Regions from separate parts of the Mus musculus genome. Here region 2 is linked to region 1. The links are chromatin loops, found by intact Hi-C in ENCODE. Cell type or tissue: left cerebral cortex. All regions are shown on one strand. Region 1 overlaps Zdhhc17 (zinc finger, DHHC domain containing 17). Region 2 has its middle 4.8 kb from the start of Gm29916.

The links. Peaks named below come from ENCODE experiments on the same cell type or tissue, not always from the same donor. Only the 100,000 strongest peaks of a DNase experiment are listed, where the experiment ranks them.
Region 2: it touches region 1 in a loop (3-fold over the local background); 16 of 42 quality-filtered maps call a loop at or near these places.

Annotation. Positions count from the first base shown.
Region 1 is chr10:110,986,816-110,994,815 of GRCm38, forward strand. The region is part of intron 1 of Zdhhc17 (zinc finger, DHHC domain containing 17); the gene reads right to left. Among named protein-coding and RNA genes, the nearest start is that of Zdhhc17, 19 kb to the right of the region's middle. In left cerebral cortex, CTCF peaks have their summits at 3,093 (motif pointing right) and 4,152 (motif pointing right); DNase peaks (open chromatin) are centred at 3,099 and 5,450; H3K27ac peaks cover 523 bases.
Region 2 is chr10:111,084,318-111,092,317 of GRCm38, forward strand. No RefSeq gene overlaps it. Among named protein-coding and RNA genes, the nearest start is that of Gm29916, 4.8 kb to the left of the region's middle. In left cerebral cortex, no CTCF peak of the experiment used is centred here; a DNase peak (open chromatin) is centred at 4,131.

The sequences.
Region 1 (8,000 bases):
TAGGCACTCCATACACTGGCACTGCAACTGGCGGGCGGCGTCATCACCTCCCTGACATCGGGCTGAGTTCTCTCTCGGGCGAGTCCTGCTAACCTCTACGTCTGTCCGTAGCTCCTTTTCCACAACCCCTCTAAACTTCTCCTCAGCACTAGGCTTAAAATACAGCAGGGCGGAGACACGTGTCATGGCAGTATCTGCAGCGCAGCAGAGCCTCGCAGGGCACCCGTGCCCTCTTTTTAAGTCAGGTTCACTGGATAGCCCCAGTCTCACCTCAAACTCACAAGCACTAGCACTGGGCATGTACCACTAAAGGAAATAAAAGAATGGATGGGATTCTTTTTCTCATACTGAAAAACATTTTAATCCCAACACTAGGGAGGCAAAGGCTGTGGATCTCTGTGCATGTGAGGATCTCTTTACATAACAAGTTCTAGGAGAGCAAGAGTTTCATATATACTAGAGAGACCTTGGATCAAAAAACAAACAAAACAAAACAAAACAAAAAACAAAAAACAAACAAAACCCTAAACCCCTTTAACTAACTCAGTTAACATTTCTTCATTTCCTGAAGAGGGTGTGAGTATTTCTAGCTACAGGACAATATTTACAATATACTATTAACTACTTTCCCATGGCAATGGACATTATTAAAAAATTCTCCCTACTAAAAATACCATGTACGATGGTAGTAGTGGCACACCCTTTAATCCCAGCACTCTAAGGCAGAGGCAGGTGGATCTCTGTGAGTCTGAGGCCAGTCTGGTCCACAGAGTCAGTTTTAGGACAGCCAGGAAGGGCTACATAGAATACCTATCTACAAAAAGAAAATTAATTACTTAAATTAAGTATTTGCCTACTGTACAATTTTTGAAAATGTCCTGTCCCCATACCTGGGAGGAGAAGAACTTTCCTGGAGTCCTGCGATTCACTTAACATGTTTGAGTTAGAGTTGTATATGCAAGACTAGATAGTACCCATCTTCTTACTTAAAGACAGCTGCCCCTTTCTAGTAGCACTGATTTGTGGCGTCAATGTATTTCTGACATTCTACAACTAACAGTCACACACAATCTTCTCCTGGGCTTCTCTGGTTTTGATGTTTAGATTTAAATACAACTGCAATCATTAGTGCTATTGACCAAATACTCCCATGTCTCAAGCACATAGATTCTACGACCCTGGCCAAGTGTGTGTAAGTGAGAGATCCCTATTTTTAACTGAATATGAACAACAAATATATGCCTCTCGCTTTCTTTGGGTCATAGACACTGGCAATGCTCTCAAGAGTAAAATAGTAATTCTGGGTCCAAAAGTAGCCCCTGCTTACCCTAAAGCGTGCATGGATCATGAACCAGTAACCCTTGAGCTGTCAACATTTCAGAGCTGAGACTTCAGCAGAACCTGTGTATCCTAAGGAGTATAGTCACGAGAGCTATGTATTTTGTAAAGTACCACACAGATCGATCTCTAGAAATCATCTTTATTTTTAAAAGGTGGTTATAACTAATATATGGCTTTGCTAATTTATGTTCACAGATTTCTTATATAAGAAAACTTTCTTATTCTTATATAAGCAATAACTTCTTATGTACATATGAGTATCAATATAAGAATATCTCTTTGAACAGTCTAAAGAACAATCTAAATTTCCTAAAAGTAGGTGGTACTGTTTTCTCATTTTCATGCCCAAGTACTAGCAAAAATTACCAAATTACCTATAGTAAACACTTTACCAGACTGATTCTAATCAAGGATTGTGTGGGGTCGGATTGCTTGCTGCAGGTATTGAGGCAGACTACCTTAGACTAGCTTAGCTCCCGAACTGCTTTTCTCTAGAGGAACCCCTGCTGGCCTTGCTCTGTACCCCCTCAGCACCTCAGTCCATCCATGCCTCTGCCTCTACTACTCTCTTCCTATGATCAGGCTTAGCACGGAAATGAGCACACTCAGCAACGTTACAGAATCTTCCATGACCTGTTTACTTTTTTCTTCGACTTTAGTATCTACCATTCTCCTCTACCCACACTACACATCTGTAAGCTGTGTCCTCCAAAATCCTTGCTGTCTTATACCTTAGCTCATGTTAGTCATCCTACTTAGAAGATGTCCTCAGGCTTAGGCCTTTAAATCCTCCAGTTCACAATCTGAGCATCACTTTAGCTCTCTGAGACACTCAGCTAGCTCCCCTCCTACCTGAGCTCCCTTTCTATGCAAACAAATCATCAGGCATTGTGTGAAAGAATTATGTTACTTCACCATCTCTTTTGTAACAAACCTAGTGGCTTAAAGCAACACAAATTTTTGTCTTAGGCTACTGGATCAGAAATCCAAAACCATTGTCATGAATACCTATGGAGATATTCAAGTACTTGCTTTCTCAACTGGGACATCCTGAGAGTTCGGACGTCTACTCCCTCTCCTTGAACAAACTTTAGTTAAGCTCTTTTGAACACTGAGAAAATGTCTCACTAACCAGCCCAACCTGGCTTCAAACTTGTGAACCTTGAGCTGCTTCCCAAATGCTGCTGGTAGTACAGGCTCCAGCCACAGTGTTCAGTTGCGCCCCTTTCTTGACCTAGTCTCCTGTCCTCATTTGGTTGCACAGCCCAAGTTTAGCAAGAATACTACTGGGTAAGTTGAGAGATAATCGCTTTAAATTCTTCAAAGAATCTTCTCTCGTTAAATTGTCTCTATATTGGGCAGGGTAGAGGTCATAAAGAGTTGTGGGGTAGATGATATCTACTTCGGGCAAGTTCAACCTCTGTCCTTAAATACAAGAACCCTTGTCAGTCCCATGCTTAGCAGTGTGATCCAGGGGGGAAAAAAAAACGCTCAGAGAAAGCGGTACCAACACCTACTCTACACAGGGCATCCAGGGTAAGCACTGTCACTCTGAGAATAATCAGCACTGAGATACATGGCTCTCCTTCACTCGATGGTAAATGTATTTCACTGCACCAATAAATCACACAAAAATACTGCCCGTTTATTCTTTTTGATACTGTGCTGGTTAGATTTTTTCAACTCAGGTAAGCACCTACTTACAGATAAAATGGCTTGGTTTCTTGAACTTTATTATGAAACTGCCCTCCAGGTGGCAGTACCACTTTATACCTTCACTAACAATACAAATGTTTTCCTCCCACTGAGCTTAGATTTATCAGACTTCTTGCTCTGGAGACCTGAAAACACCAAACCTTCACACACTTCAGTTACTATTTCCCTACAGCAAAACAAAGAAAGCTTGTCAAACTGGCCTGGGGACTTAGCAGCAGGAGGTCAGATTATCTTGACAAAGTGAGGATGCATGCTTGACAGGAGATGGCTTAAGAAAGGATGGACAGAACATGGAACACCTACAACTCTTCTAGGGAAGTTTTGTTACTAATAAGAGCAGAAGCCAGAACAGAAAGGAGACCTAAGGAAAATAATAGTGTTTGGTTTGGTTTCAAAACTGGAGAGAGACTTGTTTCCTCACTGATAGAAATGGTGTGGTGAGGCCACGAATTGGTGGGCAAGCAAAGCCCAGGAGTCTGTGTAGCTGTCATATGCAGCATCATATGTCAAATGCCAATGACAGAAATCAAAATCTGGATAAACTGACCTACATACTGTATTTATTAACTAGAATATCCATCATAAAGATGCCATTCTCCTCAAATTTATATATGTGTGTGTCTGTTTAGTGCAATTTCTATCAAAATCCCTCAAGATTCTTTGTAGCTACAGACAAGGTTATTCTAAATTGATATAGGAAGAAACCTGTTATCTTCTAAAAGTCAATTTTAAGAACTATTACAAAACAAAAGTTACCAGCATCGCATGGGGCTGGCTTAGTTTTAGACACAAAAAGACTCCAGAAACAGAAAAGAAAACAAAAACAAACCCTAAAAATTAAAACCCATGTATTTGCTCAAATATTTTTAACAATATAAAAGCAATTTAAGAAAAGAGTTTTTATTCGAGGCCAGCCAGGGCTACACAGAGAAACCCTGTCTCAAAACAAACAAACAAAAAAAACCAAACAAACAAACAAACAAAAAAAGAGTTTTCGGAGATGAATGGGAATCCATAGGCAAAATTAAAATTAAAAAAAAAAGACCATTTTTTTAAGATTATTTATTTTATGTATGTGAATACACTGTTGCTGTCTTCAGACACACCAGAAGAGGGCATCAGATCTCATTATAGATAGCTGTGAACCACCATGTGGTTGCTCGGATTTGAACTCAGGACCTCGGAAAGATCAGTCAGTGCTCTTAACCACTGAACCACCTCTCCAGCCCCAATCAACCCAATTTTTCAAACTCAAATTACATAAAAATCAACTCAAAACTTATTACAAAACTAAATGTTAAAAAAAAAAAAAGTATAACCTTTAAAAAGGCAGTGAGACCAGGCATCTAAAGGCTAAAGATTTCAAAGGAAGGAGCATACTAGTCCACAACGTAATCTGGACCTTTGTTTTCTAGCCTCCAAACTGGGGAAGGGCTCTCCACAAGTAAACCGTCTGGTCTGTTATTTGATCCCAGCAGCCCTAGTAAACTAGTGCAGACAGGAGATACTTTACCAAAGATACAGGAAGGAAGATATACAGGAGAAAGGATATTTACTATCATCAGCCACTTCCCGAGTGGCAAACATCACAAACTACAGGGTGGGTTAGAAGTGTCCAAGGGTGTGGTTGCCATATCAGTCCTGTAATCCCATCACTCAGGACACTGAGGGAGGAGATTGCAAGTTCCTGGTCAAAGTGGGCTGGCTACATAGGAGATGTTATCTAAGAAAGAAAAGGGGTGGGCATCAGGCTGAGAAGATAGTTCCTCAGATAAAGTGATGACTTTAAGCCATATGGACATAATAAACTTGTCTTTAATCCCCAGCCCTTGGGAAACAAGGGGCAGGTTCTCCAGTAAGCTAGCGAGACTAAGCTAGCTGGATGGTGAGCTCCAGGGTCAGCAAGAGACTACCTCAAACTATAAGGCAGAGAGCAACCAAGAAAACCAGTATCAACACACACACACAAGCACACGCACACGTGTGCACACACACACACACACACCACATGGGGGGGGAGGGGAATACACACACACACACATACACAGTGAGTGGGTCAGTCATAATTTAATAGAATTGCCGTCTCCACATCTATTTTTAAGCTTGACATAAAATATCTGAAAACAAGTGCTACCTTGTCATCTCTGGCCTACTTAAAACTTCCCTACTTGAGTGACTGCAATATAGCTAGTTTGTTCTTTATTTCCTAATCTCACATCAAACAACCCCACAGCTGTTAGCCATGATAAAACCTAACGGTCAGTTGTCAGTGCCCGTGTAAATGAGGCACTCACTCATCCGTGTGCGCTGTGGGGGCAGAAGACAGCTTGGCAGACAGAGGTGCTTGCTGGGGAAGCTCGCCTCAATCCCTGGAATCTGCACAAGGCTGAGGAGACTCAGCTCTGTTAAGCTGTCCTCTGAATACGCGTGCTGTGTCACTATGCAAATCATGTGACCCACACAGCACGCCTGCACATTCAATAACTAAGCTTTGGCTAGCAAATCCACACCCTTTCTTTCCCTTCCCCAGCAAGGTCAACACTGCCACCCTCGTGACCCTTCATAAAGGCACATCAAAAGTTGTCTCCTCTCTCTCCCTACTTCCAGTTCACCTTTAGCCCCTCATACTTACTGCAAATGTCTTCTGTTTCTTGCACTCAGGTCTCACCTTTTAACACATACCTGATCCTAACTCCACACCCCTGCACCCCTGCCAGCACTCTCCTACAGAATGGTAACTTAACTGAATCACAAAAGAAATCTGAAAATCAGACTGGAAAGAAGCCAGAACAATGAAATAAGAAAGCAACATCACCAAGTACCAATGAGGATCAGAGACTGTGTCACACATACTCAGCTGACGGTAATGTAAAATGCACAGCCACTCTGGAAAGAGCTTGATTTCTTAAAAACACTAGTATACAGCCATGTGATCCAGTAACTGCATTAGAATAAAAATTTTGCTTGTGTAAATACCTGTACATAAATAATTATAACTAAATACAAAAACTATGATATATATTGATATACATACATAGATATACTTTAACAAATATAATAGAAGCTGGGAACCCAGGTCATTTGCAGTATATGTATAAAATGGTCTATTCACACTATGGAACAGCAGTCAGTAATAAAAGGGAATGACCCACCAGGAGTACCTGACAAATCTCCAACAACTATGCTGCATGGGAGAAAAAATAAATAAACCCTGTATGGAACATTCTAAATGATTCCACTCATGTACTACCTGTTTGTGTGTATGTGTGTATGTGTGTACGTGTGTTGCATGTGTGGATATGCATGGAGATGTGTGTATGTGTGTACATGTGTGTGCATGTATGGGTATGCATGGAGATGTGAGGATGGGTTCTGAGGCCTAAAGTTGACATGGGGTGTCTGCCTCAATTGCTCTCCATCTTTTTTTTCTTTATTACTTTTATGTATGGCATCCTCAGAGGCCAAAAGAGGGTGCCAAATCTCGTGGATGGAGTTACATGCACTTGTGAGCTCTGGCCTTCTGGAGGAGCAGTGAATGATCTTACCACAGTGCTTTCTGAGCCAGGCAGGGGCTCTCACTGAACCTGGAGCTCAGTCAGCATCTGGCTCGAATGGCTGGCCAGCTCTGAGAACCCTTTTCTTTCTGCCCCCAGCTCCAGGGTTACACGTGCACATTGCTCAGCCCAGCTTTCACGTGGGTCAAACTCAGGTCTTCATCCTTAAACGCATAAGCTTTTACCAACTAAGCAATTTCTCCATTCTCCAAAAGACATTTGTGGAAGACATAGAAAATGTAGAAAACCTACACAGATGGATGCTGTCCAATAGACCTGTGCAATAGGAAGACAGCCCTCAATTTTGTGCTGTCAGAAGCAATAGTTGCTAGACACATAACACTAATATACACTCAAGATTTCAGTTTTATGACTGAAATGTGAATTTTTATTTTATCAACTTCATTTATTTCGAACAGTCTCATGTCACGGAGGCTGCTGCATAGGAAAATACAGTTCTAAACACCATAAAGGTAAGATTATTACGCTCTGAAGTAAAATTATACCCAGACAGGGTTGAGGAAAACACTACAGATTCTAAACCGTATTACCACTTACATGTTGACAAGGAAATAATTTTATCTAGCGTGTGCCCAAACACCGTCTCAGCAAATGCCCCAGCAGTGGAGGCGTTAAGATCCTGCATAGCTATACTATGATATTCAAACATTCCAAATAAATTAATGTTTACAATGATTCAAAATTAAACCTATAAATCACTGAAGAATGATGGATATTTACAATTTCAGGTAAGGTACATAGACAAACAAAATGTCAAAGTTAAATTAAAAAAAAAAAAGACCCAGAGAAAAGCAAGATTAACAAAGCAGCCATGTGCACTCATCTTGAAATGCATAGGAAAACAATCCGGGGACAGAAGAGGCTCAGCAGGTAAGGAGCACACACAACTCACAAGTCCGGTCCCTCCAGGGGCTGGACACAACTGCGCTCATATGCACAGCCTCCATCCCAACACACAACATATACACATCATATTAAAAATAAGTAACTTTGTTAAAATTAAATTAGTAATAGTAGCCAATTTTACTTCCTAGATACTATTCTGAACTTTACTTGGAGACTATAAATGGACAGCAGGACTGCTTCAAGGTATGGCTGTGGGGAAGGCTTCTATTATAGACGTAATAGAGAGGAAGAGCAGCCAGAGCATCTGGGAGAGTCCAGCAGAGAGAGACAGTAGTACACTAAACGTGATCAGCAGTCTGGACTAGGCCACGGGGTCAGGAACATGGGGAACACGAGGAAGACAAAGGAGAGACCAAGATCAAGGGCCAAGGAAGAGCCATGGGAAGAGGATAACCGACATAGCTGGGTTATAAGGTGAAGTACACAGCTTCGGAGTAAGCTCCTGAGCTGAGGGAGGGTCTG
Region 2 (8,000 bases), 98 kb after region 1:
TCAGACAAACCCTGGAACCTGGACTAAGTTCTTTAAACACCACCCATTTATGCTGGCCTTCCCTCCCCCACACAAGCTCTGCTACTGGATGGTATTGCTTTCCTGTGAGCATCTGGCTCTGAACCTGTCCTGGGTGATCCATCTCTGCACCAGGAGGATCCCGTTTCCTGCTCCAGCCCCTCCCAAGCTGCAGCTTCTTAATGACATGTTCTGTCCTGAAATAGAACACTAGGGACTTTCATCTCGCAAACGACCAAGCTAAGGAATACTTAAAACTGCTTTCAAGTATCCAATGGCCTGGGTCATAACTGGGACTTCTAAAAGTCTCATGGTGTCCTTGGATGAGCCATGAAGCTGACAGACATTTTTAGATTAGGACGTAAACAGTATCATGGGCTTACAAAGAAGCCAGTTCTATTAAACTACAGTTACTGAAATGTTTTAAAAATAAGATTGTCACATAGCAACATAAAAGGGTTTTGAGAAAAGGTCTCAGGCTGGAGAGATGGCTCAGTGATTAAGAGCACCGACTGCTCTTCCGGAGGTCCTGAGTTCAAATCCCAGCAACCACATGGTGGCTCACAACCATCTGTAATGAGATCAGATGCCCTCTTCTGGTGTGTCTGAAGACAGCTTCAGCATACTTACATATAATAAATAAATAAATCTTTTAAAAAAGAAAGAAAAGGTCTCCTGGAGCCCAGACTGGCTGTGGTCTCACTACGCTGACCTTGAATTTCAGATCGTCTGTTTCCACCTCCCGTGTACTTGGGATTATTGATGTTCATTACCTCCCCTCAGTCACTTTTGTTTTGTTTTGCTTTGTTTTGTTTTGTCTTGTTTTGAGACAGAGTCCCACTACACAGCTCTGGCTGACCTAGAACTCATTATGTCGACCAGCCTCACCCTCTAACTCAGAGATCACCTGCCTCTGCCTCCCAAGTGCTGGGATTAAAGGTGTGGGCCACACCATGCTTGGCCTTTCATTTTTACTTTTAATTCCCCAAAATAGTAAGTGTTGGGGGCACAGAGGTGTTTGCCCTCACAGAGAAGCACTAAGAGAACCAAGAATATTAATCACGAAGGGTTGCCTCCTCAATGCAGGAAAGAAAGGAAAAGAAAATCAAATACCTACATTCCACCCTGAAGACTGGGAGTGGGTTTTCTTAATGATCTGCTGACCTTTCTGCTCTCGGTGAAGGCAGAGATCTCCACCTTTTGCTATAGCGACAAACCTCACCCAAATTCCCCAGAACGTTATAAGACTCTCCCTCCCTAGACCATTGTCCGTCCTTGGGTAGATGTCACAACACTTAATGGCCCGCTGTCAGAGACCATATTAGATTCTTGGCGTTTTTTACAGAACCCACCTTCCTGGTCCCTCGTATTTTGTAAAAGAGTTTCAGTGAAGCCACGCCTTAAGCTTTATTGTGCACCTGCAATTGGGCTGATTGGACTGATTGTTGCCTGGAAACCTTTCCCCAAATTGCACTGTGGTTTAAATATGCTGACAATGATCCACCAGGCACTAGACTTTCCCAAGTCTGATCTAGGCTGATGACGTCAATCTGCACTGGGTTTTCAGTCTTTTATCTCTATCTGCCTGCATTGACACCTGCTGGAACCTCTCTCCCGCAAATAAGCGTGCCTAGTAAGACCAGAGATTACAAAGTTATCTTGAACTGAAATGCTATTTCAAGATTTTGGATATCAATATGATGGGATACAAAATTATCTGTGATTTTTGTTTTGTTTTTGAGGCACAGTTTCAAGATGTGTCACTAACTACCCTAGGTTAGCCTTGAGCTCACTACCCCAGGCTGGCCTTGAGCTCAATACCCCAGGCTAGCCTTGAGCTCAGTACCCCAGGCTGGCCTTGAGCTCAGTACCCCAGGCTAGCCTTGAGCTCAGTACCCCAGGCTGGCCTTGAGCTCACTACCCCAGGCTAGCCTTGAGCTCAGTATCCCAAGCTGGCCTTGAGCTCACTACCCCAGGCTGGCCTTGAACTCACTACCCCAGGCTGGCCTTGAGCTCACAGCATTTCTCCTTTATCTGCCTCCCAGATACTAGGATTACATGGCTACACCCCCTCATCTGGCTTGTGAATTCTGTTACAGATAGTCATAAAGGCTGTTAATACTATTGTGGTTTAGGTCTCTATTCAATAATTGAGAGAGAAATTTAACTTAGAGATGAGTAAAATCTTCCCCTTTATTTAAGTTTCCAGATCCCTGAAACCTAACCCTAAATACCCAAGCCCTGTGCCTGCCAGATCCACCCTCTTAAGACCTGCTCTGAGGCTGGAGAGACGGCGCAGTAGTTATGGGCATTTGTTGCTCTTGCAGAAGACCCGTGTTCAGCTCCCAGCACCCACGTGGTGGCTCACAGCCATCCATAAGAGCTCTAGGAGATCTGACGCTTTCTGACATCCATGGACACCAGTCGAGCACACGATACACATACATTCACATAGCCAGAACACTCATATACATAAAAGAAAATGAATGAATCTTTTTTTCTTTATTTTTTTCTTTTTTTCTTTTTTCCGAGACAGGGTTTCTCTGTGTAGCCCTGGCTGTCTTGAAACTCACTTTGTAGACCAGGCTGGCCTCGAACTCAGAAATCCACCTGCCTCTGCCTCCCAAGTGCTGGGATTAAAGGCGTGCACCCCCCCCCCAGACTTGAATAAATCTTTTTTAAAGACCTTTTATGAGTCCCTGTGAGTCGTGCCATGATTGCAGCTCAGAGTTGAGTTCCCCCCCTCCTGCTTCTATGCAGTGTGCGCATGAAACAAGCCCTCCATTTCTGATCCACACTCCAGCTCCAAAGCTGAACTTTCTAATAATTAAAAAAAAAAATCTTCAAATGTAATAGTCCATCCGCTTCATGAAGTAATGAAATCTTCATCACTGAAAGTGTTCGAAAGCAGTGAACTGTCACTCAGCAAAGGACATTAGTAACAAGGAAATCAGGGCTTTATGCACATAAGCTAGGATGTGCACCGTACTCTCTAGGGATGGTTCACATTCACACTCGCTGGCTCACTCCCTGCTAATGGTGGTGGGCGTGATCTCCCCCATCTCAGTGTAGGTTCTTCTCTTTTTCCTAACTCCTGACCAGTCCATGAATAGTGGCGCTGGCCTTTAATCCCAGCACCTGGGAGGCAGAGTTGGGTAGAACTTTGTGAGTTCAAGGCCAGCCAGGGCTAAGTAGTGAGACCCTCTCTGTAAAAATAAAAGAACAACTGTATCAATGGGGCAGGGGAGATGGCTCTGGGGTTAAGAGCACTGACTGCTCCTCCAGCGGTCCTGAGTTCAATTCCCATCAACCACATGGTAGCTTGCAACCATCTATAATGGGATCTGATGCCCTCTTCTGGTGTGTCTTAAAAGAGCAACAGTGTACTCACATACATGAAATAAATAAATCTTTAAAAAATAATAAATAATAAAAAAGAACAAACAACAACAACAAATTCAAATTAAAATCTACCAGGCCAAAAGTCTAATAGTTCTCATCTGTAAAATGTGCTAGTAAATACTTATTTATAGGATCTTTGTTTGGACTTCTGGGCTTCATATGACATACGATTATAATCTATGTTAGATTATCAATGACAATGATATTCTGAGCATTTAAACTTTATTACCTAAGTGCATCTTCACAAAAGCTTAACAAAGTAAGTTTTGCTGTTACCATGCCCATCTTGCAGGTGAGAAAACAGAGGCACTAAGATACTGACAGAACTGTCACGGTTATAGCTGCAAACCGGCCCTGAACCAGAATGTGGGGCTCCAGAGTCCGTGCTGGCAATCAGGGCCTGCTCTCAGGCATGCCAGTGGCAACTGGAGTTGATGTATTTATTTATATTTGAAAGTAGGGAAGGTTTCCCCCCCTCTATAAAACGGTAACTGTTCAGGTATAAAAATAAAACTGTCTAGGTCAAAAAGTGGTTTGAGTGAGCCATAGAATTCAGCTTGGCCTGTAGTTTTGTTCTGTCTTCCATGTTAAATGGACCGCATTAAAGGTCTGCCTGTCATTCAGATCCATACCTACACCAAGTGTTAGCGGCTGTGCAAGAAGAGAGCCTCGTCTTGAATCTTGTTTTGATTCCCAATCCTGTTCTGACTGCTAGGTGAGTCACCAACAACCCTCTGACAAATTGAGAAGATTTGGCAGGTCTCCTCCTCCTCCCCCTCCTCCTCCTCCTTCCCCTCCTCCCCCTCCTCCTCTTCCTCTCCTCTCATCTCTCCTCCCATCTTCTCTTTCTCCACTCCTCCTCCTTTCTTTGAGGGAGACAAGGGACAAACACATCAGTTTTACCTGAGCCCTTCCACACACTAGCCGGCAGGGTTTGAAGCAGGTACCGTCTCCCCCTGCAGACTCCCCATTCCTCGAGGCCCTTTTCTGTGACTCCTCTCTGAGGAATATGGCGAGAAATACTCGTTAAAGTGTGAACTGTCAAAATAATAAAACAAGCATGTTTTTCAGTATCCATAGCTGCCAGTCTGATTCAAAACCAGTTTGTTCTCCTTGTCATTTGTTTTTAAAGAAAATCATTAATATTATTTTTAATCTCAGATTTTTTTTTTCCTTCACGATTGGTCACCAACAATGCACTCCAAGGAAGAAGCAGAGCCGCCTACTCTCGGGAAGGCTTTAAATCCCGCTTTCTGGTTACCGTGAAGCGGGTTTCCCTGCCCCACTGTAGACTCCAGGGTAGTGATTTACAAGCCAAGATTTGCTGCTTGGTATGTTCAAAGACACAAACAAAATATTTCTAGAGCTTCTCCTGTGAAATTACCTCACTCACTTCTATCTCATAATATTTAAAAGGCTGTTTTAAATAAGCATGTGCCAACCTTTGTTAAAAAAAAAAAAAAAAAAAACCAACCCTCACAGACCTACTGAGTTGGATTTGACTGATATAACGACCACAGGGGGCTTGTGAACTTGCAAGGCACTGTGTTCAACACAGAGCTCTCATTGTTCCTAACAAACCTGTACAGGGTTGTTTCTGTATTGTTTTGTTTTGTTTTTGAGACAGGGTTTCTCTGGGTATCCCTGGCTGTCCTGGAAGTAGCTCTTATAGACCAGGCTGGCCTCAAACTCAGAGATCTATGTATCTCTGTCTCCTCAGTACTGGGGTTAAAGGCAAGCGCCACCACAGCCTGGCATGGATCCAAGTTCTTAACCTTCTATTCTCAATGACAGTCGGCCCTTCTCAACAACAGAGGTGGAACTCTGGCAAATACAACCGAATACTTGCTTATCAGCTACAGGGTTGCCGGGCAAGGGGACTGTGCTACCAAACAGAAGAACTGGTAAGGTTGAGTGAGCTCAAACCCCGTGAATCTCAGCATTGAGAATGGTAGGAGTGGGGCCAACTCCCTGCCTTCCTCTACTTGATCTGGGACACATAACCATGACCTTGACAATCAGTCACATAGGGAAAACCTGGAGTCCTTCCCCATGCAAATAGAGCATCCCTGGCGTCTTAATCTGAGCCAGTGGGAAGCATCTACCCCTGGATCCCACCCCGCTCCTCAATGTTAAATCCCCACCCACATGGAATAAATTGCGCAAGTTATTTCACCGAGAATTGTGGAGAGTGACGGTTTTACTGAGCTCTAACACTTTGGGGGAGATTTCTCTCTCCCAAAGCCTTTGTCCCTGGACCTCGGACCGGCCCCTGCCATCCCCGCCCCCACCCCACCACCAGCGCTGGTACTGCCAGTGCCATCGCCGCTTCCCACCACTGCCTGCTACCACTTGTCACCGTCTACCGTTGGTTTTGACACTGCTATGGTAGCAGACAAGTCTCAGGACCCCAGCTACCTGCCCTAAGAAGGCTGTCCAAACCTCCTTACTTCCCATCTGAGAGCTGCAACACTTTGGCTGTTTCCAGCCAGACTAGAGACCCTCGGAACCTCTTCGTCCAGCTTTCGTGGAGGACGACACCGGGTGAATCGCTCCATCCAATATAAAAGAAGCACTTCACGCCACATTTCCCTTTTCTTTAAAATCATGTATCAGATTATCAGGTAAATCCGTGAGCTTCATCGGTGGCATCTTCACACCTACGGGTCCTACCTACTCTCTTCTTATCCATTGCCCTACCCCGCTGCCCTCCTCCAGTCCCCTCCATTGACGAAGGTAAGGTCATTTCCTTTTTCGGTCTGAGTCTCAACTGTACAATATCCAGGCTCAGGACAGGGTCTAGAAACTGTAAGGAAGCTGGCTGCTTCTGCAGGAAGTTTCTTCATAAATGGACAGGTCAGTGTTCTGATAAGGGTACAATGAAGTCTATAAACTTGGGCCGAGCTCCAGACACCTAAACTGGACTTTCATCAGCCTCTTTTTCAGTACCTTATTGTGATGGTTTGTATATCCTTGGACCAGGGAGTGGCACCATCTGAAGGTGTGGCCTTGTTGGAATAGGTGTTACTTGGTTGGAATGGATGTGTCACTGTGGGTGTGGGTATAAGATCTTCACCCTAGTTGCCTGGAAGTCAGTCTTCCACTAGCAGCCTTTGGATGAAGATATAGAACTCTCAGCTCCTCCTGCGCCATGCCTGCCTGGATACTGCCATGTTCCCATCTTGATGATAATGGACTGAACCTCTGAACCTGTAAACCAGCCCCAATTAAATGTTGTTTTTTATAAGACTTGGTCATGGTGTCTGTTCATAGCAGTAAAACCCTAACTAAGACACTATCTATAGTAGAAATAAAGGTCACTAGATTTTTGAGGAAACTCTTAAAGACCAAGAGGGACTCTGCATTAACTCCAAGATAATTCCAAGAATACAGGGGAAAAAAAAATGACAAAGGCCTAGGAGAAAGAATAGGGTGGTCAGGGGAACTGAGACGACTCACCAAGTAAAATGCTAGTCCCAGCCAACGATGATGGCGCACACCTTTAATCCCAGCCCTCGGGAAGCAGAGGCAGGTGGATCTCTGTGAATTCAAGGCCAGCCTGGCCTATAGAGAGAGTTCCAGGATAGCCAGGGCTACAAGAAGAAACACTGTTTGGGGTTTTGGGGGAAGGCCTGGGTCCAAGACCTAGAACCCATGTGGTGCAATAAGAGAACACTCTCTACAAAGTTGCCCTTTGACCTCTACACGTGTGCTGTGGCACGAACACACATATGCACACACATAATAAATAAGCACATTTTTTAAAAAGAAAAGATAGGAGAGTGTCATGGTATGGATATTTAATCCCAGCACTTGGAAGGCTGAGGCAGTAGGTAAATACCAGGACAGTAAGAGTTACATAGTAAGACTCTGTCTCAAAAAACACACTAAACCAAAACAAAGCAAAACAAACAAACAAAGAATAAGGTGCTCCTGAGACTGAAAGACACAGAGAAAGGATATGAGAGCCACATTCCTAGCAGCAAACAATGGAAACTAGAGCACAAATGATTGGTTGAAACTTTAGAATTCTGAAAGATAATCCCTAAGTAGGATTCTATGCCTACTGAGTCTAACACTACATAAAATACAAAGAGTTTTCAATTGAGCAGGATTCAAAAGAATTAGCCCCTCCCCCACATCATCTCTGTCAATCTCTGAGCAGTTATTGGATGCCACGGAAGTAAAATAAGCCAAGAAAAGAATCGGGACCCAGCACCAGAGGGAACCCCAGCAAGGGGCACCCCAGGACCTGAAAAGCAGGTTGTATAGTGACAGTCTGGGCCGGAGCAGGGGACAGAAGCAACAGCAGTAAACTGGGAGCCACAGGCTGTCACATATGGTTATCGGTGTCAGAGAGGTTTCATGAACCAAAGTTGCTCCAGGAAGGAGGGGAGGCAACATGAGGGCAGATGAGATAGGGTCACAGCAATGTAATTAACACTAATTTGATTTAAAATAATAAGGGGTTCACAGTCATCCATTAGTCAGAGCACAGGGTCCCCAATGAAGGAGCTAGAGAAAGTACCCAAGGAGCTAAAGGGGTTGGCAGCCCCCTAGGAGGAGCAACAATATGAACT